Linked DNA regions of Mus musculus: regions 2 and 3 are each linked to region 1. Evidence: chromatin loops called from intact Hi-C (ENCODE). Cell type or tissue: left cerebral cortex. All regions are shown on one strand.

Region 1 (8,000 bases):
CCTGTAGAACTACCAGGGCCATTCAACACAGCCAGTAATAAAGAAACTCATTGCAGAAGAACACTGTGGCCCATGCTTTCATGGCTTAAATATTTACTAACATTAAATACTTGATGTCTTTTTTCTTCTTCTTCTTCTTTTGGTTTTTTGAGACAGGATTTCTCTGTATAGCCCCGACTGGCCTTGAACTCAGATCCGCCTGCCTCTGCCTCCCAAGTGCTGGGATTAAAGGCATGTGCCACCTTAACCCTAAAACTTGTCAACTACTTCTGTTTCAAAGATAAAACAACTGAGAAAGGCCTATCCAAAAAAAATATCATTTGTCTCAATTCGTGTCAGTGATATTAACTAAACCTCTCATTGCTAATGAATTCTCTATTTTCCAAAATGATTAATTTTTAATCTTTGAGGAACTTGTTTTAGCATACATCCATTATCATTTTTATAATCATTGATTCTGTTGCAAATACAACTAGTTCACTTCTAACTAAAAATTGTAACTAAACTTTTCTATAATCTACAGGTAAATACCAAAACTGATGTCTAAAATACATATATTATCTAGTTGTGTTTGAAAATGGAAGACAGCACGCGGAAGAGTTATGTTTTCTAAGACCCACTGGGGGCAGAGCTTCTATACATAACCACTGTTCTGCAATGAAATATTATTCCAATAGTGTCACTGTCACCAAGTATATGTAATAGTACATGGCTCTTTAAATCTTGCCCTTTTTCAGGTATGTTCATTTCACTGTAATATAACCTTTTTCTTCCCCCCTAGAGGCAGTATTATAATTAATTGCACCATCTGATCACAACCTATGAGAACCTGTGTCCATGCCACAATATTTTCATGCATAAGTTTGTATCAAACACATAAGGACATCAGCACAAAAGGTCAGAGCAGCCGTTCTCAACCCCAGGGCTTGCAATCTCTTTGAGGGTCAAAAGACCCTTTCATAGGGATCACCTAAGACTACCAGGAAACACAGATATTTACCTTGCAATTCATAACAGTAGCAAAATGACAGTTATAAAGTAGCAACAAAAATAATTTTGTGGTTGGGAGTCACCACAACATGAGGAACTGTATTAAAGGGTCACAGCCTTGCACTAGTTGAGTGGATAAAGATGCTTGCTTGCTCTCAAACCTGAGAACTTGAGTACCACTTCCTGAATCTGCATGATAGAGGGAGAAAACAGGCTCTCACAAGTTGCCCTCTGCTTTCTGAATGGGGTAGATGGCATGCACAGCGTGCACACACACGCACACACACACACACACCAAGTAAGTGTAATTATTTTTATTTTTTATAAAAAGTAATACAAAATATTTTTAAGCAAGAAAACCACTCCAGCTTTTAATTTTTTTTACAAGTATCATTAAGTTGCCATTAAGAGATGTTTTAAGATAGAGTTATGTATGATGATAGATGCCTCCAAAAATACACAAGACACACTGAACAATCACGACTTGAGAACTAAAGAGCTTTCCTTGAATTTCATTGAGTGCTCTTCAGGCTTCCTGCCTCCTAAGAGATTTCATTTGTTCAATTCAACTTTTAATAGTTTCTCAAACATGCAGACAAACCCTGCTCTCTCTAGCTCTCTCTAGTATGGTGAATAAAGACTTTGACTTTTTTTAATGTCACCTTAGAAAGAACCTTTGAGAACTAATATTCGTCTCACCTGCAACATGTTAACATTAAAAGGCCTCTGCTGTATTTATTCCACACACGCTTTCCCAAGCCGGATGTTTCCCTCAGCTGTGTCTGGGAAACTGAAAGTAAACTAAAGCTGCCCAACCTGCCTCATCAAGTTTTACACACTCCTGATTGACATCTCAGAAGGTTCCCTGGCTTTGTTTTTGTGGGATCGTTACCCACTGCTGATGCTTTCTGCCCAAGAAGGAAGCAGCAATCCAGGGAGTCGGTGGCTTTCGCAGGATAACTGCAAGCATCCAACAAGCTTCTCATTTAAATAGCCAAATAGTAGGGGGTGGGCTTTCACAGCTGCAAACACAAACAGTACCAGGCATGCCGATTTCCTTCTAGCAACACCAGTACATGTACAAGTTCTGCACCACGGTTTAGAGAAAAGTAGCTGATTGACGCATTGATGGAAAAGCTATTTTAAAATTACTCCAAGAGTCTAAAGCATCGGTCTAACTGGGAGGCTCTTGCCTCCTCTTCACACACACGGTCTGTTTTCCTGTCTAATTTAAGAATGAATCGCTGACACCTCCAGGTGCAATATACCCTGAGGAGAGAACGTACCCATCACAATGCTAACGAGGGGTGTGCATACCACCACCACCACCCCGAGCCCGCAGTGAGTGCCAGTTCTTACCTTAGCAGATTAGACAGGGGCAGAGGTCCGGATCCACCACCCAGGATCCCTCCTTTCCTGCCAGATAGGAGTTTCTCCACCAGAGCCACATTGCCAGTACGAGCAGCTTCCAGCAGCTCCTGGTCCTTCCCCATAGTCTCTCACCGAGTCCGCTACAGAGTCCTTTCCCTGCTCCAGGTCCACTCCCCAAAAGCCAGGGCCCTCCCCGCCCCACCCTATAAGGATGCCCGGGCTTATTCCCTGCAGCCCCGCGCAGGGAGCAGCACGCCGTCCTCCTTCTCTCCGCGCAGCTTCTACAATGGGGAGCAGCCTGTGTTTGGGCAGAGGGGCTGGCCAAGCGGCGACGCGCCCCCACAGCCACTCCCCTGCATTCCCGAGGCCTCCTTCCCGCGGGTGGGGTGCGAGCGGGTGGGGACCGGGCCCGGGCGCTGCCGAGGAACGGAAGGAGGATGCTGAGCTCAGAGAACGCCGAGCCCTGAGCAGGATGCTCCGGCGCTGACAGGAGGATGCTGAGCAGCGGGGAGGATGCTCCGGCACTGAGGAGCTCAAGGAGCGCTCTGAGGCTGATGAGGAGGGAGCGAGTCGAGCGCGTCCTCCCCAGAGCTAGAGGGTATCGAACCACGGCAGCGGAGGCCCGTGCGTACAAACGCCCAGCCTGGATCCACCTGGGTTCCGCGCCCGGCGGGCTCGGGGCTTACACGGGGACGACGGCCGCGGCCCGCGGCTGGGGTGGCTGCGGCCCGCGCCGAGGCTGGGCTGTGCGGACGAGCCGCGGCGGGTGCGTGCGGAGGGCGGCGGCGGCGGCGGCGGCTCGGAGGCTCGGCGCGCGGGGGGCGTGTGCGCGCGGCAGGTGCGGCCCGGGGCCGACCGTGGGGCGGGCGGGGGGTTGGGGGGGGGGTGCAGTTCTGTGCCAGTGGGCGGGGTCCTCCTTGCTCCCTCCTCCGTGCTCCCTCCGCTCTCCTCCCTCCTTCCCCGCTCTTTGCTCCCTCTCCCTCCTCTCTCTTCTCCCCCCACCCCCCACCCCGCTTCTGCTCCCTTCTCCCGTCTCTGAAGAGGTTTAACTGTGTGAGTACTGGAGATCACCCCGCTAGCTGCTGAGGCGCCTTCTCTGCCTGAAGCCCAGAGTCAGTAACCAGACTTGGGGAAAATCTTCCACTAGGAGGTGATGGAGAACGAGGTGCTGAGAAGAGGCGCTTTTGCTGCAGTTTCTGTCCCAGTCCGGGGGACTTGAAGGATATTTCATCCTCTTGCTTTACCTCTCTGGTGAGAGTCTGAGATGTCCGTCCTTGGAAGAAGCTGAAGAGGTTTGGTTTATCCTAGTTTCTGAACCACTGAATGCCTTGTGACTTTTGCAGGTTTTTTAGGGTCTTTAATCAGCCTGAATTTTACTCGGGCTTTGGAGAGCTGCTGACTTGTGCAAATACCAGAAAAAGGGTTCTCATTGGAAATTCTTCCACATCCACCCTAGGAAAAATATAAATGGGCATGGATGAGAGAGCTGCTTTGATTTGCATATATCATCAGCAGTTCATTGTGTATGACTGCCTTGATTTTGTTGGATGTTTTCCTTGCTCGTGGCAGAGAACGCATGCTTATTTTCTTTTGAAACTTCCTGTGACAGCTTGTGGTCAGTTGATAGGAAAAGATGTGATTGTCATTTTGCTTACAACAACCCAACGAACTGGATATTATTACTGTATATTACTTTAGAACTAAAGGAGAGGTCCAGAAAGGGACAAGATGCCACACAGTCGTTGGCTGACAAACTGGACCTGGGAGCTAGTAAGATGCCTCAGCAGGTAAATGTGCTAAGCCAGAAGACCTGAGTTCAGTCTCCCCAGCCCTCATAGTAAAAAGGAGAAAAATAGGGGCTGGTGAGATGGCTCAGTGGGCAAGAGCACCCGACTGCTCTTCCGAAGGTACAGAGTTCAAATCCCAGCAACCACATGGAGGTTCACAACCATCTGACTCCCTCTGGAGTGTCTGAAGACAGCTACAGTGTACTTACATATAAATAAATAAAAATCTTTTTTAAAAAAAAAGGAGAAAAATAGCTCCCACAAGTTGTCCTCTGGTCTCCATACACACACACACACACACACACACACACACACACACACACACCTGTGTGCTTCCATTAAATAAATAGATAGATAGATAGATAGATAGTCTGAGAGATAGTATTTCCTGAGAAGAGTATTTCCTGCTCTTGCAGAGAATCAGTTCTGTTCCTAGCACCCATATCGAGTGGCTGACAACTTTGTGTAACTCCACCTGTAGAGAACCCAGATCGTCTGGCCTCCACAGGCCTGACAATTATGTGTGCATACCCACATACACACACAGAATTAGAAATATATCTTTAAAATAAATGGAAAAAGTTAACAGCTGGATCCTAGAACTGACTTAATTCAGATCCCAACCTGAGACCCCATTGAATAGCAAATTACACAGAAATTAATTCTTACAAACATTTGATGAGCAGTTACCACATGCCAGAAGCCATATGTACTAAATGCTTTCTACACTTTTTGTTTCAGTACTCAACAAAATTTCTGTAGACTATGAGACTATCATGTGTGCATTTCACTTTTCTGTGGAGTCAGAGGTACCTCTTTTATCCTTAGTGCGCATACGAGGAAACTGATGAGCTCAAAGTCACATCATTGGAAACTATGATAAGACAGATCCAGGACTCCCTGCCACTTAGGCCAAAACTTTAGGTAAACAACAGGGAAACTCAAAAGACATTCAGATAGATAGATAGATAGATAGATAGATAGATAGATAGATGGATGGATGGATGGATAGATAGATAGATAGATAGATAGATAGATAGATAGATAGATAGATAGATAGAGTAAATTAGAGTGTTTTTCTGTAGCTCAGTTTTCTAAAATTTTATTTCAGTGGCTCAGAGCATCAGGTAAATTTGTAGCTTCTCCTTGCAGGATCCCCAGAGGGTATAGAGTTTGACTGTCTGACATTTTGTTTTTCCTTTTCATTTTAAAATCTATTTTAATGAGAAGATGATATATGCCCCCTGACATAACAGGCCTAGCTAAACCGTTCGTGAAACAAGAAATGAGTAGTCATGAATTCATTATGCACAAGAAAATCCCTTTCTTCCTTACTACTGTTTGTCTCCTGAACAAAACAAACTTTTCCCAGAATACCCTGTAAGTACTCAGATGACCAAAGCTGAAATATCAACCAATATCGAATCATAGATCAGTTCCAGGCACTCTGCTGACATATGATATTCAAATGCAATTTTTCTACTCTACACTTTTTATTTTAGATAATTTCTAACTTCCTATTGAAGAGGAAAAGGGCTTCCACTAAATGAGAATAAGCTGGCAAATTAAAAGAGAAAACATTATTCGAAAAATCCAAAGAGGCTAGATAACTAGAATGTTTTGTAAGTGTCCAGATTTCATCAAACATTTTTGCATCTGTGAGTGGTAGAAAGAAGCATTAAATCTTGGAAGCCAACTAGTCAATCTGGATCTAACTTTGTTACATAAAAGTTTGGAATTCATCTCTACTGGGCTTCCCCGTCCTAACAATGTATTCTTGTGATGAAATACAGAGATTCTTATTTTATTCTGATTTTAGGGCTAGGAAGTAGATATAATTGCTTTTAAAAAGTAATGTAGACCTTACTTCTTTTAAATTCCTTATTTTAAATTATGGTGTACACAAATGAAATTATAAATAATTTTAAGCAAGCTAAGAAGTGTGTGTGCAGAAGTGGATGCTCATAGTCAGCTATTGGATGGATCACAGGGCCCCCAATGGAGGAGCTAGAGAAAGTACTCAAGGAGCTAAAGGGATCTGCAACCCTATAGGTGGAACAACAATATGAACTAACCAGTACCCTGGAGCTCTTGTCTCTAGCTGCATATGTAGCAGAAGATGGCCTAGTCGGCCATCACTGCAAAGAGAGGCCCATTGGACTTGCAAACTTTATATGCCCCAGTACAGGGGAACGCCAGGGCCAAGAAGTGGGAGTGGGTGGGTAGGGGAGTGGGGGGGAGGGTATGGGGGACTTTTGGGATAGCATTGGAAATGTAAATGAGGAAAATACCTAATAAAAAATATTTAAAAAAAAAGAAGTGTGTGTGTGTGTGTGTGTGCGTGTGTGTGTTTAATGACACTCTTGTTGGGTCACTAAATGGAGCTGAAAATAAAAATGGGAAGAAAAACAAAGACAAAGTAGGTAGATATGTATTTATAAAATATAAGTAAGTAAAACCTTTGAAAACATAAAGACAATGAAGGATCTCAAATCTAGATACCTTAGAGTGATATCCCTTAGTCTGTTGGTCTGTTTGCAGTGAGGGAAAGAGAATGTCTTAAAATGTGGAGTTACTAAGTAAGGCTCAGGTTCTCGGCCTTCCTGATGCTGTGACCCTCTAAGACAGTTCCTTGTGTTTCTGATGTCCGCCAACCATGAAATTCTTTTCCTTGCTACTTCATTACTGTGATTTTGCTACTGTTATGAACCTTAATGTGAATACCTGTGTTTTCCAATGTCAACCCACTGAGGTGTAGCAGCCCCATAGGGTGAGAACCACTGAACTAAGGTATGGCGATTTAAATTGAGAAATGCCCCCAGAGGCTCCTGAACCACTTGGTCTGCACATAGTGACACTATTTGGGAAAGTTATTGAGCCTTTAGGAGGCAGAGCCTTGCTGGAGGAAGTATGTCACTGGAGGCTTTGATGTTTTATAGCCTGGCGTCACTTCCTTTTCTTTCTCTCTGCTTCCTGTTGGTGGCTGACATGTGATCTCTTTCCTTCCTGGCTTTGAGACCAGTGTCCCCCGCTCATGCTGCCATGCCCTGTCTGCCCATAGACTGACTGTGTCTCTTCTGGAACTTTAAGCTCAAATAAACCCCTTTCTTCCCTAACTTGCTTTCTGTTATAGTACTTTACCACTGAAACAGAAAGGTAAGTAAGATATAAACAAAGCTAAGATAACACTGTAACTTGGATGAAGCAGGAAAATGCTCCCTTTGCCATTTCAGGCCTATCTCTGGGGCTGATGCTCTATGGAGCAGATGTAAACAAATAATAAATCCAGAATATAATTGGTTAAATATAATGCTAGAACCCTGAGTAAGAGACCAGGGTTTTTATTCCTGGGTTACATTTAATTTCTTTCCATTTCCCCTGTCCCTCACTATCTTGGGGAGGGGTGACCAAAGACAAGCACAGTGCAATATGTACAGTATTTATAAAAATTTACAGTCCATGAGCATTGAAGACCATGAGCTGATAATCACTCAGTCCCTTCCAAAGGAGTATGTCACGTGCATATCATCTTTATTGCTGTCTCAGATAAGTTCTAACACTATACAAAGTACAAGAATCTCTACTAAAGTTACACCAGTAATGAGTCACCCACCCTAGTGATAGGTCTGCCAAGGGAGAAGGGGGCGTTCCCTTGCTTCATCCAAGTTACAATGTTATCCTAGCTTCCTTTGTGTATTAAGTTACTTTTCTGTTTCGGTGATAAATACTACGGTCAGAGAGTAAGGTAGGGAAGAAAGGTTCATTTTAGCTTAGAGTTCCAGAAAACTTACCTCCCTAGAAATGTGGATCTTAGGACCTGCCTCTGGGAAAAAGCTAATTATGACACATATT
Region 2 (8,000 bases), 100 kb before region 1:
TGTTTTAACATTTCTTCGTAGTTCATTCTTCCTTATTGTCACACAGAATTCTATTGTAGGGGGAAAAAATCTCATTTTGTTTATTCAGTCATCACTTGCAGACATTTGGATTGTTTCCAGGGTTAGCTATAATGCTAGTATAAACCCTTTTGAGCAGGCGCCTTCATTTCACTTGGGTAGATACCTAAGTGTGGAATTACTGTGTTATCTAGTAACCTTACATTTAACCTTGTGAGAAAATATACAATATCTTTCTTAAAACAGTTTCAAACCCCATTCTATAGTCTTACCAGCTACAAATGTCTGAGTTTGTCCACATCTTTGCCAATATGTTACAGTTCCTTTGAACAGCTGAGTGTGTATGAGGTGTGTATGTAGTATGTATTTGGTGACAGCTTCCTTGGAGCCTTATTTTGCAGTTCTCCAATGATGAGATGGAGCACATTTTCTTGTGCTTATCAGTTACTTATAGATCTTCTTTAGCAAAATATCTATTAAAATCTTTGTCTATTTAAAAACATCCGGGGGATGGAAATTCCGATTAGTGGTACAGCACCTGACTAGAAACAACAAGGATGGGGTTCTAGGACCACAGGAGAAGGAAGAAAAAGGGAAGAGGTAGAGAAACTGGTCTGGAAAAACAACTGCAAAACAAAGTGATTAAAGCTTTAACCATCAGTAGAACTGGGGAGTGGCTCAAGAGCTAACATGAGACTGTGGGCCTTCTCCACTCTCCCGCCAAGCCAAGCATCTCCGCCTTCCCTGCCCCAGTAGAGGACAGCTGGTTTATGGACTAAAAGGACTTACAGAGTTCTTCAGGATGAGACATGCAAAAAGCTAAAATCTAAGGAAATAAATAAAAGTCTTCAGTCTGAAGTAAAAATTACTTTATCAGTTCATCTACCAGAACGTTCATAAGTCAAAACTTTTGTGGGTGTCTTTTAACATAGAAACTCATATGTTCCAGTTTTGGGGTGATTTTGGTTTTGTGTGTGTGTGTGTGTGTGTGTGTGTGTGTGATTTCTTTATTTTGGTTAGTGCAGTCTTTCAGTACGCTCTTAAGCATAAATGTGTTTGCTGCTTACGGTGACAGCGAATAGCATCCTTTCCTTCTTTGTGGCTAACTAGTATCCTCTTATTCTCTATCAGTTCGTCCATCAGTGGCCATCGGGTTGCTTCATATCTTTGATGGCAAGAATAAAACTTTTTTCCACTTGTTCTGCAAACACACAGAGTCAACACTGCTACTAATACAGAAAAGAGTTGCCTTACCCGAGACTATCTATCTATCCGTGACAGTCTATGCATCACCTGATCACCTTTCACAACTACCAAAAATGTCCACTAGATTATTATTTCAGTCTTTCATCAGGTGGCCTTGAATTTGGAGGAAATGTGCCTTAAGTTTAAAACAAGCAACTTTAAGCAACCTTCTCAAAGATGTTTTGTACTAAAAAGATGTTTCAGAAGTAGAGACTCTCAGCATTCATGAGACAGACACAGCTTCACTTAGAAAGAGTCCCCAAGCCATGGATCATAAGTGCAAAGCCAGCCTATCTCACTGAACTCAGGAATCAGTGACTTGACAAGCCAAATAGTTCTAGGGACCTGAGGCTGGTTTCTAGGTGAGTGCCAGGTATCTGAGCTCAGGTCCGTATCCTTTCATGACAGGTACTTTACTAATTACCATCTTCTCACCCATATGTAGTTGCACAGACACAAAAATAACAAAGATATGTGACATTTATTTAGAAAGCTATCAGATGCAGAACCTTTTTAATCTTCACTAAAATCCTGAATGGCAAGCAGGGAAGACTATATTATCCTCATCTTAAATCCAAGGAAGACCATGCATGATTCATAGTGAATACTTACACCAGCAAAATCCTACAGTAATCACGAGACAGAAGAAGGATTAGAGAACTTGTATCTGACTCCTGGGTGCTTATTTCTTATGTTAAAAATGCTAATAACTTACAAATGAATTGAGGAAATATGGGAGTAAGTCAGATCAATTCAGAAGTACCCACCCTCTAAATTCCTGGCTGTATAACTTCATCCCTGTACTTCTCATTTCCTCCTACAAATACAATCTTCTAAGAAGATAGTTCATCCTTGACCTGATAAACATCGGATAGTCAAATGAGTAAGTTTTTCCTAGCTAACACACACACACACACACTCACACACATGCACATATACACATAGCGTATGTACACACATACTACTACTACTAACATTTTTAAATCCAAATGTATATTCTTAGAAATGTTCAGTACCAGGAGAAATGCTTTAAGCTTTAACACTACCTCCTAACACTGCTACAGGAGAATGACAATAAACACTAGGCATACTTTTGCAGTTAATGAAGTCATTCATACTAAGATGGGAGAAAATGCAGTCCATCCATGATTTTGCATCTATTAAAGGGGAAAGATATTATCCTTTTCTCACAACTGTCAGTCTGTGCTGTCAGACTTCGCATTTAGCAATTAGCTTGATGCCAGCTGTCCCTACAATTTCATTCCAAATTTAATATGACTTAGAAAATATTGCATTTCAGAATTTCAAGTGATTTGCCAAAGATAGTAACAAGAAAGAATATCGCGTCAGAACTGGCATTGCCCAGCCTCTCTGCACAGGGGGAACATGCCAGGGTCTGTGGTGGACTGTAGTTTATTGGCACCCCTCACCACCATGGATATTTTTGTATGGCTTCCAATTATCATTTGAATAACACTGTCTTCCCTTCTCTCAGTCCATGTGGAATGGTTGGGATCTTCTCACATACTCAACAGAGCCTGGAATGAAGATAAACTTCTTTCAACAGCATCAGAGCTTTCTATGTCACATGACTATAACAGACATTTATTGCTGCCTGGATTTGAAACCTGTTTCCACAACTTCATGCCTATGTGACTGTTGCAGAAAGTGTATAAAAGGGACCAAGTTCCTGTGCTTCATCCAGCTACTCTCTGCCTGCCAACTCTCCAGGGAGGCTCCTGGGTTCCCTTCGCTGACATGCCAGCCCCACACGACTGTCCACCCCACAGTCAGCCGCCACAGCACCCAGCCACCCCATAGAAACAAAACTCTAGAAGCTTATAATTAACAAGGTAGATTTATATATCAATAAATTCTCAATTCACAAGATGCCAATACAATAATTTCAGAACCAATTGATAATGATAAAAGCTGCCCACCTAGATTAGACAAGTTATCCCAGTTATTCTATTCCTTTATGATATCATAACTACCTGTTGCTATTTAAAAACCACACGGGATCAGGATCTTCCTGTCTGTCCGCCTCCATCTTGACTTCTTCCGCCTCTTCTGAGTCGCTCTCTGTCCCTGCAATTCTTTGCTCTGCCTCACTTTTCCCTGTCCAATCACAGGCCTCCTGTTGCACTAGTATTTTAATGTAATTGGACAGGGAAAATCCTGCCACAACTAACCAGTTTTATGAACTTCAAGCCTCAGAATTGAAGCCAGGAGAATCAAGGGCTGGATCAGTTCATTTGGATGTCAACAGGGTCCTCGGTGGTAGCCCATGTCCACATGGTCTATAGCGGTAATATGAGACAGGGACATTGACACAGATCCCTGCTGCTGCATGGCCACAGACACAGAGCTGGCACTCACAGGCAGCCAGCTGGGACATCACCATGGGCTCAGGTGGCAGGCCAGGCCACTCACATCAGGCTGTTCCACTCTACCCTCTTCCCTCCAGTTTGCCTCTCTTCATAATGCTCAAAACATTTCGCTTCTCTTTCTCTCCTGTCTCTCCACCACATACTTGCACATCACAGTGGCTCCTGCTATACCACTGACAAGCCTCTGGGTGGTGACAGACCTCTGGATGTCTTCTGTATGGTGTGGCAGGAGGTGGGCCTATTTGTATTTTATTTTATTTTATTTATTTGTTTTTTTTTTTTTTTTATGATGGGACATGCTGTTTCTATTTCTCTTTTCCTGGATGCTTTCTATTTGTGTCTATCAGTGCTGCCTTTGTGTCCAGCAGCATCTTACATGTTTCTTTCCTATTCCTCAGCACATTTTCTTGGAGTCTTTGTCCTTTCCATCCTTGGTTATTTTTCTGAAGAGCAGGGAAAATGTTGTTCTAGTGCACACTGTTGGCGTAAGTATTTGTAGTGTAGCACAAGTATGTGCTGAATAGAAGACAGAGGTGACAAGAGGAAGTTTGTGATGAGGAAAATTCAAAAGAAATTAAATGAATACAGTTTTAGAAAACAGATTATTTCCAAAGTTTGCTTTGAATTTAGTATTATTTAACCCAAAAGTGAAGCGTATAGATACAATCACTCTAAGTAATGGAAGGTGATATATGATATATGATTTCCTGTTCCAGAGTTAGTTTAAAAATAACAAGAAGAAAGACAGGAAGAATATGGCCTCTAGTTCTTTGAATACAAGATAAATGAATACATAAATTCTATTCTGTAGACAAAGAGTTAGATTATGTATGAAACAAGTGGCCATAATTTTTTATTCTAACCTACTCTCCACTGACAAATGTCATAAACACACGTTTTCCTCATTATGTATTATTTTTTTAGAAAGGCATTTATTACTTAGACAAAAGTCATAAAGGGAATAATGTGCCATTAAAGGCAATTTTAAGCGACAGACTTGGTGATAGAAAGAGAGAGAGGGAGAGGGAGGGAGAAGGAGAGAGAGAAAGCACTACTGCAGTGAGACAGCCTTCACTTGAGGTTTTCTTTCTCTCTCTGCAAATGTCTCCTCTGTCACATTGCCAGTCATTCATATATCTGTGCCAACATTCCCTTCAGTAGGACTAAGGTGAACACAGATCTTACTCTATCTCAGGTTGCAAACACCTATTTGGAATTAACCACTTCAGGTTTCAGGCAGTGGTCCTCAAATTTAATGTATGACGTAGTTATTGAGACTTAGTGAAAACACTCCGTCTAATCCTACGAATTGTGAATGTGGGCTAAAGACAGCAAACTGATCACGTATCCAATAACTGTTTCTATCAAATAGTTGTGGAAAGTGCTGATTCTGATATGTTTAATATATTCCTGGGATAAAATATTGCATCTCCATGATTCAGCTTTCTTCAATATCTCAAACATCTGTCAGAGAGTACATATCAGGAGGGAATTTGTTGTGGCTTGAATGTATTCCCAAAATTAATATGTCAATGTCTCATCTCTTAGAACCACAGCTGGTGACTGTATTTGGACATAGTGCTTGGAAAATGGTAAAGACTTTAAAATGAGATCATTAAGGTAGACCCTAATTCAGTATAAGCAGTATAACTAGTGCTTCAATAGGCAGACAAAACACTGACAAGCACAGAGAAAAAGCCCTGTAAGGAGACAGGAAGAACAATGAATCCATAAGTCAGCTTGAGAGGTCCAAGCACAAACTTTTTTTTCTAAAACTTTGATCTTGATTATCTAGAATTATGAAAAAATTCCAGATGTTTAAGCCACCCAGTTTATGGTATATTGTTGAATAAGACTGAAACTTCTAGTTGTAGACCGGTGTAGTAGGCTATGAAGTAGACATGCAAGAGTATACATCACCATGCAGTCTATAATTCAGTAAATATTGCAATAGTACATAAGCATCCCAAAGTCAGCCAATCACAGAGAGATTTGCAAGTGGGTATTCACTGCCACAGCAGAGAAAAAGAGCTAGCTTAGATGTCCATAGACAGACAGATGAAGGGAGATAGCATGCTACAGATACATATCATTTCTTCAATCATTAATAGAAATGAAATGATATTTACAGAAAAAAACTGAATGGAACTAGAGATCATTCAAGAGAGATTAAACAAAATAAGTCAAACTGAGTATATAAACACACGCCCCATGCACACATGTTTAATTTAAGATTCAAAAGGACTAATAATAGCTTATACGTTTTATTTATTTATTTTTTGGGGTTTTCGAGACAGGGTTTCTCTGTATAGCCCTGGCTGTCCTGGAACTCACTTTGTAGACCAGGCTGGTCTCGAACTCTGAAATCCGCCTGCCTCTGCCTCCCGAGTACTGGGATTAAAGGCGTGTGCCACCATGCCCAGCATAAGTTTTATTTTATATTCAGCATTTATGTGTGTATACATGTGTGTGTGTGTCTGTGTGGGTGTGGGTGTCTGTATGTGTGTATGTCTGTGTATATTTGTATGTGTCGGTATGTGTCTGTGTATGAGTGTGTGCATTGTGCCTGTGTGTGTGTCTCTGTGTGCATGTCTGTGTGTGAGACAGACTGTGTGTCTCTGTGTGTGTGCACATGTCTATGTGTGTGAGAGACTGTGTGTTTGTATGTGTATGTCTGTATATGTGAGTATGTGCATTGTGTCTGTGTGTATGTGTGTATGAATGTGTGTGTATGTCTATGTGTGTGTGTGTGAACATATGTATAGGTGATTATGTGCATTGTGTCTGTGTGTGTATCTATGTCTGTGTATACATCTGTGTGTGAGAGAGACTGTATGTCTATATCTATGTGTTTATGTGTCTGTTTGTGCATGTCTGTGTGTGTGAGAGAGGACTATATAAGGGGTAGGAAGGCGACCAACAAGAGGGGGAAAGAGGGACATGGAACAGGCAGTGGAAAAAGGGGGTCATGTTTTAAAATATAACATATAGGGAAATGCTAGAGTGAAACTTGTAGCTTTGTACACAGACTTTAAAAAGTTAATAAGGGGGTGCATGCCTTTAATTCCAGCACTCAGGAGGCAGAGGCAAATGGATCTCTATGAGTTTGAGGCTAGCCTGGAAATCAGAGCTGGTTCCAGGACTTCCAGAACTATACATAGAGAGACTCTGTTTAAAAATAAAACAAACAAACAAAAAAACCAAAAATGAAAACAAAACATTAATAAGGAAACATCTAGGCAAGGATTAGAACACACATAAAAGCAAGAAAATGACGGGCAGGTCTAGCAGCAAACATTCATAATGGCCATAACAAATGGATAGTAATAGTGGAAATCACAGTGGGCTTTTAAAAATGTTTTTCCTACTTCTTTATGTGTATTGTGAGTCTATGTCACATATGTGGCGATGCCTAGAAGAGGGTGTCCAAGCCCCTGAATCTGAGGTCACAGGTGGTTGAGAGCCACCTGACATGAGTGCAGGGAACCAAACCTGAGTCCTACAGCAAACACTCAACCACTGAAAATCACTCCAGCACTGGGCCTTTTATGTGGTGCTCAGTAATGAGTAATTGTATCTATCAGAAAAACAGGTTTTATGCATCATCAGATCTGTGCTTAATTTCCCATATGCCAACCTTTTCCCAGAGGTTGGCCTCCAGCTGCTACCTGAATCTGAGCTTGTATATCAGCTTCTGAACCCCCATACGACAATGCTTTAGCAACAGGGCTGACAACAGATCTCAGCACCTCATTCCTTCACTGGTTGTGAATCTTAAAAGCATGAATTAAGAAATATCTAAGGTGCAGCAATCCCATCATAAAATGCCCAACAGATAATAAGAAACACAGCATGGGACCATTTGTTGTTCTGGCTGCTTCATGGAAATGTGTAACGAATTCATCATGAGTAGAAATTGGTACATAACCTTCAATGGACAGGGACTCTATTCTGATTCCCAGAAGTTTAATGAAAATTGATAGCATTTAAAATGCTATTCTAAGGACTGGGTAGATGGCTCAGTGGTTAAGAGCACTGATTGCTCTTTCAGAAAACCAGGGTTATGTTCCCAGCACCCATATGACAGCTTATAGCCATTTGTAACACCAATCCCGGGAGACCTGATGCCCTCTTCTGGTCCCTGTGGGCACTGTAAATACATGATGCATGAATGCAAATAAAAAACTTATACACAAAAACTGAAATTTTAAAAATTAAATGCTGTTCTTTGTTATTTCTATTTAGTCTTCCTATTCTCTTGATTTCTTAAGTCAGTCTTGAGTTTTAGCAAGGTGTCAGATAAAGATATTTCTTTTTCCTTTCGATGTCACCTAAAAACAACCTGTT
Region 3 (8,000 bases), 170 kb before region 1:
CTTTGTTAAATTTGAATGTTCTCCAAGCTTCATCAGAAGCCCAGGCTTATTACTCTAACACATAAAAAAAATGACATAAAAATATGCTCCCTGGCCAGTCCAATTTCCCCTTGGTCTAAAAAGGGCTAAATCCCATTTTTCAAACTGTAATATCTCTCTGAGAAAGAGAAAGGCCAATTATGAAGTAATGAGCCCTCAAAGATCTCTCTACTTTTCCACAGCCCTTAGCCTAGAGAATAGGAGGAAAATTGTAAGTCCTTCTAATAATACCAAATTAGTGCTGTTCAAATCTCAGGAGAAATTATCTCCATCATTAAAGACCTACTTAGGAGACAATGTTCACAGGTTTTTCATCCGCAATCAACACATGCTTGGGCTTTTATCAGCGGAGACCACACAACTGCAGTGTCTTTAAAAAGGCAAGATTACATATTTGTGTCAGGCTCGATAACGGTCCAAGAAAGAAACATGTAATTTTAAATGGGTAGACTATGAAGGTGTATTGATTAACAATCGCTAGTACATCTAGAGAAAACAGTCTTTGAAGGTTCTGAATTCTTCATTTTTAACCAAATAAGTAGCCTCTGACTACTACTACACCACTTACAGACAATGGATAACAGAAGGAAAACAGCTGACAAGCCCCATTTATCAAAAGACTTGAGTTCAAATACCAAAGACAACGTCCTTTGGAGACAAGGATTTTTGCCCCAGTAGTATATTAAAGAGAAAAATAAGGCCAGGGTAAGGGGGGGGTAAGATGGATGTACACAGAACACACAAAACATGCAAAGAACTAAAAATAATGCCATTCTTTCTTCATTGTTTCCACGTAGTACCAGAGTTTACCTTTCTTGTATTTATTTCTTTGTTCATCGTTTGCGACCAACTTCATATATGAGCAATGTACCCACCTACCCACACCCACCCTTCCCTCCCTGCTTTCCACTTCTCCCTGGCTGCCCCTCCCTACCAAATCCATTACCCCATTTAGCATTCCCTGTGTATTCCTGTGTCCATGTCCTTCCATGTTTTCTGCCATGATCCTCCTCTGCACCGAGGCTTTTGTACAGAATGGGATGGGGAACGGGATCCACCTGGAAGCCTTAGCACAGCCCTCATTCACAACTCACTAGATTCCTGAATGGTCGTTATCTTTATGTAAGAACGCTGTCCTCTCTATGACCACAAGGTGTGGTTCATATGCCAAAAGATATCAGGCAGGGTTTAAAAAAAAAATTAAAACACAAGACTGACCAAATTCTTTTCTAAAATGGACTCTGTACTATTTTTTATCTGGAAGTTTTATAAGCTCGGTAGGAAACCTGAGTTGATGTTACAGCATAAAAAAAACATGTTCTGCTAACTGGTGATATTAACGCTTATCGTATGTACCAACCAGTAATATCGAAATGGACAATCTCTGTTCCTTATGCTCAGCAAAGGTCTGAAATGTTAAATGGAAACTTCCAGAGCTACTTTGTAAGTTTTGAATCATGGGCTAATCTGAGCATGAGGAGGTCTTGAGCTGTTCCACTCCGTGTCTCTCCTGGCGGGAACACTTAATGATCATCTCATGTATCAGATCCAAGGTGCTACAGCAGAGCTTGCCTTTACACAATCCTTATGTCACTGAATGACCCAGAACACAAAAGGGATGCCCCAAACAAAAACGGTGGAGTGAGACACAGAAGGACAAACAGTCCCTGACACTACGCAGCAACACAGCAAATGTATGGTTAAAGCAGTAAATGGGATGTTATTTTAAAAAGAAGTCTGGGGCTGGAGCGATGGCTCAGTGATGAAGGGCACTCAGCTCTTCTGGAGTTTCTGAGTTCAATTCCCAGCAACCACATGGTGGCTCCTAATCATCTATCCTGGGATCTGATGCCCTCTTCTGGCATGCAGGCATACATGCATGCAAAATACTGTATACGTAATAAATAAACAAATCTTTTTTAAAAAAGAAGTCTGTTGACGATTCATAAACCGTGATATAAACATTGGCACTTTTCCCAAGTAACAATGAAGGCATTTTGAAGTGAAATTGCTTACAAATGCTTTCCCCAAAAAAATCTGAAGAGATGCATGGGAATATTAGGACAGAGGTTTCTACCTGGGGTACTGGACACCTGATGAGGGGACAACCATATATGAAGTCAAAGATCCTCTTCAGAAACAGTGGAACACTGACCAAAAGGCATAATTTCAATGCCATGCATGACTACGTAATTGGCTAAGGACCTTTTTAAACATTGATTCCATGTCTTAACAGATGCATCCATGTCTTAACAGAAGAAGATGGACATATTCTTCTTCTCTAAGGTCATGGCTTCATCCAGACAGCAGCCATAATAATCCCTACTTTACCAGGCTGTGATAGGAATCAGTAAGATAATGTTGATGCCGTGGCTTGCCTGTCACAGGAAACTGTAAGTAACAGGGTCTAGGAAGGCAGCATTAGTGTGTAAGACCCTGTACTCAGAGTTCAAGTCTCAGTTCGGGTCACCCAGAAGCATGCGACCCTAACCAATTTACTTAGCTTAACTGAACTCTGTTTTTCAGCTATAAAATAGGAAAGGTAATTTCACTTCCAATTATTAAGTAACATCGGGAATTAAGGAACACTGTGCAGGTGGAAGTACTTAGAACAATGACTGATTTCCCATAGTCATCATTAATGTTGATTTTCATTCCTCCTGCTACTGTTTAAATACATAAAAGTTTCTAATTAGATAAAAACATTTCTGTACCATTGTGGGGAGGGGGAGGGGAGAGCTAAAATTCAAGTTACTGCTATAAGAATAAAGTCTGCACTTCTGACTCTCTCAGGGGTATTGGTCTAAAATGGAAGGACAAATTTAGGATGAAAAGTCTTGAGATGGCACTGGAGGACAGCTCAATTGCTAGCTGCTGAGATGCTATGATGCTAAGGGCTAGGTGCTAAGATGCTAAGATGCTAAAGGTTAGATGCTAAGCCCCAGCCTCTCAACCCACATTAAAAAACAAAAAACAAACAAACAAACAAACAAACAAAAAACCAGGCATGATGGTACAGGCTTGTATTCTTAGTGCCGAGGGAGATCATCAGCCAGCCCGAAACTCTCATCAGTGAGCTCAGTTCCCAAACAAAGCAGGCGGTGGCTGAGGACTAACAGCTGCCTCAGGTTCTGCATGCACATTCATACAACTACATGTGCACTAGTGCACGCGCGCGCACACACACACACACACACACACACACACTGGTCTATACATTCTCACGCACATGCATGCACAGGCACAGACAGACACCACTACCACCAAAGCAGTCTTAAGAAGTGTTCAACTTGTTGACAACCAAACCACAGCACATGGTAATGGAAATGAAAAAGAGAATTTCTACTTCCAGTCTTCTTAAAAGGAATTTGTTCATAATTTGATTAATCTTCAATATTACCAAAAACAAGTGTTTCACACAAATACCAAGACACCATTTAAGACTTTCAGCTTTCAAATATAAATGTACACTGTATGTTTCTTATTTTAGTGTCATTTAAAAAACATCTTGTTTATGTAAATCAACAACCTTTTCTTTAACCTTGGGTTGTTTTTTCCACGTTGTTATTTCAGGTTGGCTGTGTGCCATGCTGACAATTTTAAGAATAACCACCAGATGGCTCATCCTGTAAATGCTGTAAGATCTGGTATCTCAGGAACAGAATAAAATTCTCACAAATTTCCTTTTAGCATGATATGATGATAAAGATAGCCATTTATCTGTCACTTTTAAAAATACTTGAATGCGTCCTGATTTGGAAAAATCTACATTTCTGCAACTATACAAACACAAAACTTTATTGTCATAAAAATTAATGAGATACTTTTCTGACAAATAAAATGCTCTTTGCTGATTGGCCTTTTCAACATTTCATTTGGGTGAATTTTTTTTTCTTTTACATTTGTTGTTTAAAGCTAGGGTTTCTTTTTATTCTTATTTACTCTTTATTTCAGGCAAAGGTCTGTGAAATCTATAGCTATTTGAACACTGTGGTAATTGCCCTTTAATTAGAAACTCTTGCCCTTCAGTGATCTATTTACATTGGTATTGGACAGCAGCCAACTGCAGCTGATACTATGGCTATAATTCAATTGCCGGACTGCACGCTGGTTTTCAAATATAGTTTTACAAAATGGGAACAGTAGGGGGCATTCGGAGCTCAAGGTGTCTGTTACACTGTATCACGAGGCCATATTTCCCTCTCTAAAAATGCACTCTTGTCTGTTCTAGTGCTCAGAACTGAATTCCTTTCTAAATCCGTTCACTGTTTGTAATACAGATATTATGTTCTTGTTACCATTCTGACTCTAGATAGCTAACATTATAATTCTCTGTGGTGCTCGGCTCACTCTACACATCTCTGTCTCACATGTGCATGTTTAGAAGAAAGTTTGAGACTAGAGAGACTAGAAACTGTGCACAGTGTATTTTACATCTCCCCCCACAAAAAAGTGTGTTAACTATGAAAATGCTATATAGATGGAAAACATGCAAATGATCGCTATAAACTTTACTTTAGCATTCATAATTTTATTAAAGGAACAATAATTCTCATACTAACATAGATATCATTCCATCTTTAAATATTCAATAGACTTAAAATGAATGTTCTATAAGGCAGGCAAAAATTTTACAATTACTTCCTATATGTGGGATTTTTTCTTTTTAACAGAAGATCTTTATACCAAATGTGCCTGTGCATGATACCAAAACCCACAGAGCCTGTGCATCATACCCAAATCCAAAGAACTGTGCATATTTCTCCTTTAGGAAATTCAGCAGTAGAATGATATTTTGGCAGAGTAAAGATAAAAGCGATCAGTTTTTCAATGTGGCTTTGCCTTTGCAAAACTTGAGAGTAAAATACAGCATGAGCAAGCATTCGGCGGGTGCACCTGTTCATTGACTCGGGAATGGGAAGGTCCGTGATGGATGAGGATCTTCACAATCTCCACGTCTCCTTTCCAGGCAGCCAGGTGAATGGGGAAGTAACCCTTGTTGTCTGCTACATTGGTGGATGCCTCGTACTGCAGCAGTTTGAGAACTATGTCCCTGAGGAAGAAGTAAACGAAAGGAAAGAAACAACAGAAAAGAAAACAGGCTGAACAACACAGACTTTATTAGACAGCTAGGGTCGTTTATTAGAGACTAGCTGGCATTTAAAACAGTCATTTGAGGCACTACAATTTAAAATTGGGATTAAGATCATTTTACTTAGAAAATACTCAAAGCCCTCCCAAGATACATGCAGGCATGCACACACACACACACACACACACACACACACTCATACACACATGCACAAATGGTTGTGTATATACCCAGATCATTAACTAACCAATAAAATTACTTAATAGAATGCATTTGGTACATATATACAATTTCGTTATAGCAATCAAAAGTTACATCATCAACTTGTTATGTTTCATGATAACGCGTGTCTGAAAGTTAACCTGAAGTAAAAGCTGACGCTATAAGCAAACTCCCTGGTTCCAGAAACTAAAGTTATCAAGTGCCAAGGTTAATTTAGGTGTTTTCTATATCACCTCTAGAGAGAACTAGGCTGAAGGAATTAAGATGTATACAAAAGAGAAATTTAGGTACGTGGGTAAGGGAGCTAATGATTATAGTACTAGATTACTATTAAAAGCCAGAATTTGGTAGCTGTACAGCAACAGCACATAACATGATTGAATATACGATCCATCCTGTCTTCCTCTTTCTCCCCGGAGCCCAGGAAGTGGTCCCCAGAATGAAATTCATCTAAGAGAGAATTTCCATCTCTGCTATAATCCCCAGTACAGCTCCCATGCTACCCGCAGACTTCTATATTTAAACCCCACCAGACTTCCAGAGTGGAAACCTTCATTGAATTAACCTCAAGAAGGGCTGGATAATAATTATTACTAAATATTATACTGAGCTTCCTATAAAATAATACAAAAATGTGATTCTGAACAATAGTCACATTTTCACTTGGCTGCACAGAGACACAGATTTTAATAATCCTTCCATGAAACTCCAGACATACACATGTGTAAAGGCAGGCAAAAAAATACTTCTGAATATTACAATTATAAACTAAAGTCAATCCTTAGGGTTAAAAAATTACCAATAGAAAGAATGAATATAAGAGAAAGATCTAAATTTAATTTTTTTCATGAGGTTAAACTAAGACTGGTAAAGAAGAAAAACTAAGTGGCCAACTAAAAATAATGAGGTTAGAATCCTAATACCTCAGAAGAAACAGATACAATGCAAAATAACAGTAAATGGTTAAATCCACTGCCCCAAATGTAGCCTATCGACCAGATACAGTTGCAACATACATGAAATTGTGATTAAGAGAAAAAGAAAAACAGAGACTATGTTATAAATATGCTTATGCATTCTCAGAAACTTTCATCTTCTAATAAGATTTCTGAGAAAATAAGACATGAATAATATCTCTTTCAAGAGCTGGTTGTACTTTTGTAAGTGTGTGTGTGTGTGTGTGTGTGTGTGTGTGTGTGCGTGTGTGCGTGTGCACCCATGAGCGTTAGAGTGTGCATGAGGATATGTGGAGTGATCGTGGAGGCCAGAATAAATCACAGCCCTGGAGCTGCAGCTACAGGTAGTAGTTATCAGCGGCCCAATGTGGGTGCTAGGAACTGAACTCAGGTCCTCTGGAAGTGCTCTTAGCTGCACCTATGCTAAGCCATCTCTCCAGTCCTATAAATTATATCCTAACATGTCTTTTAAAAAGTTATTATTTAACAAGATCTGAATTTAGAAGGCTGGGGGTTGACTTAGCTATGCCAACTAACTACCTAACTTTTCATTTCAATACTATTTTCTTTTCCTTTCTGGGAGAAAAGAAAAAATACTAGAAAAACAAAACAGCGTCTACTGCTGATGCACGGTAAGAATGCTGAATGGGAGTCACAAAAGTCACGTAACAACTGGCTCTGCACTATGTAAGCATGGGAATTTGTATCAAACCAGAACAAAAGCAGGTGAAAGTGAAATTTGACATTTATCCGGGTCACATGATTTTCCTCATTGCTGCCACATAAGAGCTGTCCTAGGGTCTTCAATTCTGAGATAAGTAAATAACCACACTGAGATAAGAAGAATCCAGTCAATAGTTACAAATAAGTAAAACCCAGTAAGAGTGAGAGTTGGGCTCTATGTTCCAAATCTGTTGTAGTACTAACAAGTGTAGAGAAAGAAGCAGCCAAATGATCCCCTTACTTTTCTTTTCATTATAAAGTAACCCAGCCTTGTATATTTCATCACAGTAATACAACACAGACTAAAATACCTTTCAAGAGGAAGTTAAACAAGATGGGGTGAAATCTTTTATTTCCTTTTACTTTCACCAAAAATTCAGAATTTATTCTTTGACTTGAATTTTGTTATTTCCTAATAATATTGATGATATGCATTCACTGTTTATCCAGAAAATTCATGACACATTGAAAAATGATTATTTTTAAACAGTGACTTAGTTTAAATATTTGTATTGTGTATAGTATTATAACCATTTCATAACAGAATCAGAAAGGGATAGTCTATATAAGGTAGAAGGAGAACATCACTAAGCACTATCTTTTGAAATGTACTACATTAGTTTATTTTAGGGGGGGCACACATGTGTGGAAGTTAGCAGGCACTTTGTCAATGACAGTAGGTTTTTCTCCTTCCACCACGTGGGTACATCAGGCCATCAGACTTGATGAACAAAGCCTTTACCAGCGGAGTCACCTAGCTGTCCCAATTATTCTAGTCACACTTGTGCATGTGTTTACTACATTTCTTTGTGTTTCTACTGTCCTGAGCGATTAAATCCAGGGCCTGGGAAACGTAAGCAAATGCTTTAGCTATTATCCCTGAACATAGTTACTTTTTTCTGAGCAAAGGCCCTGCCGAATTTAAGGGTGGTCTTCACTCTTGCCTCGGCCTCCCAAGAACCTGAGAG

What was found. Hi-C counts contacts between places; a loop is a spot of excess contacts. Peaks named below come from ENCODE experiments on the same cell type or tissue, not always from the same donor. Only the 100,000 strongest peaks of a DNase experiment are listed, where the experiment ranks them.
Region 2: it touches region 1 in a loop (2.5-fold over the local background); 4 of 42 quality-filtered maps call a loop at or near these places.
Region 3: it touches region 1 in a loop (6-fold over the local background); 4 of 42 quality-filtered maps call a loop at or near these places.

Annotation. Positions count from the first base shown.
Region 1 is chr10:89,868,155-89,876,154 of GRCm38, reverse strand. It overlaps Anks1b (ankyrin repeat and sterile alpha motif domain containing 1B), which reads right to left and starts at 2,646. Exons shown (of 27, transcript NM_001359241.1): 1 at 2,350-2,646. The coding sequence starts at 2,483. In left cerebral cortex, a CTCF peak has its summit at 3,508; DNase peaks (open chromatin) are centred at 1,955, 2,738, 3,459 and 7,778; H3K4me3 peaks cover 3,573 bases; H3K27ac peaks cover 1,881 bases.
Region 2 is chr10:89,971,332-89,979,331 of GRCm38, reverse strand. The region is part of intron 1 of Anks1b (ankyrin repeat and sterile alpha motif domain containing 1B); the gene reads right to left. Among named protein-coding and RNA genes, the nearest start is that of Anks1b, 100 kb to the right of the region's middle. In left cerebral cortex, a CTCF peak has its summit at 3,833; DNase peaks (open chromatin) are centred at 2,741 and 3,806.
Region 3 is chr10:90,039,638-90,047,637 of GRCm38, reverse strand. It overlaps Anks1b (ankyrin repeat and sterile alpha motif domain containing 1B), which reads right to left. Exons shown (of 27, transcript NM_001359241.1): 3 at 4,936-5,092. Among named protein-coding and RNA genes, the nearest start is that of Anks1b, 170 kb to the right of the region's middle. In left cerebral cortex, CTCF peaks have their summits at 1,893 (motif pointing left), 3,641 (motif pointing right) and 4,193 (motif pointing right); DNase peaks (open chromatin) are centred at 3,635 and 4,203.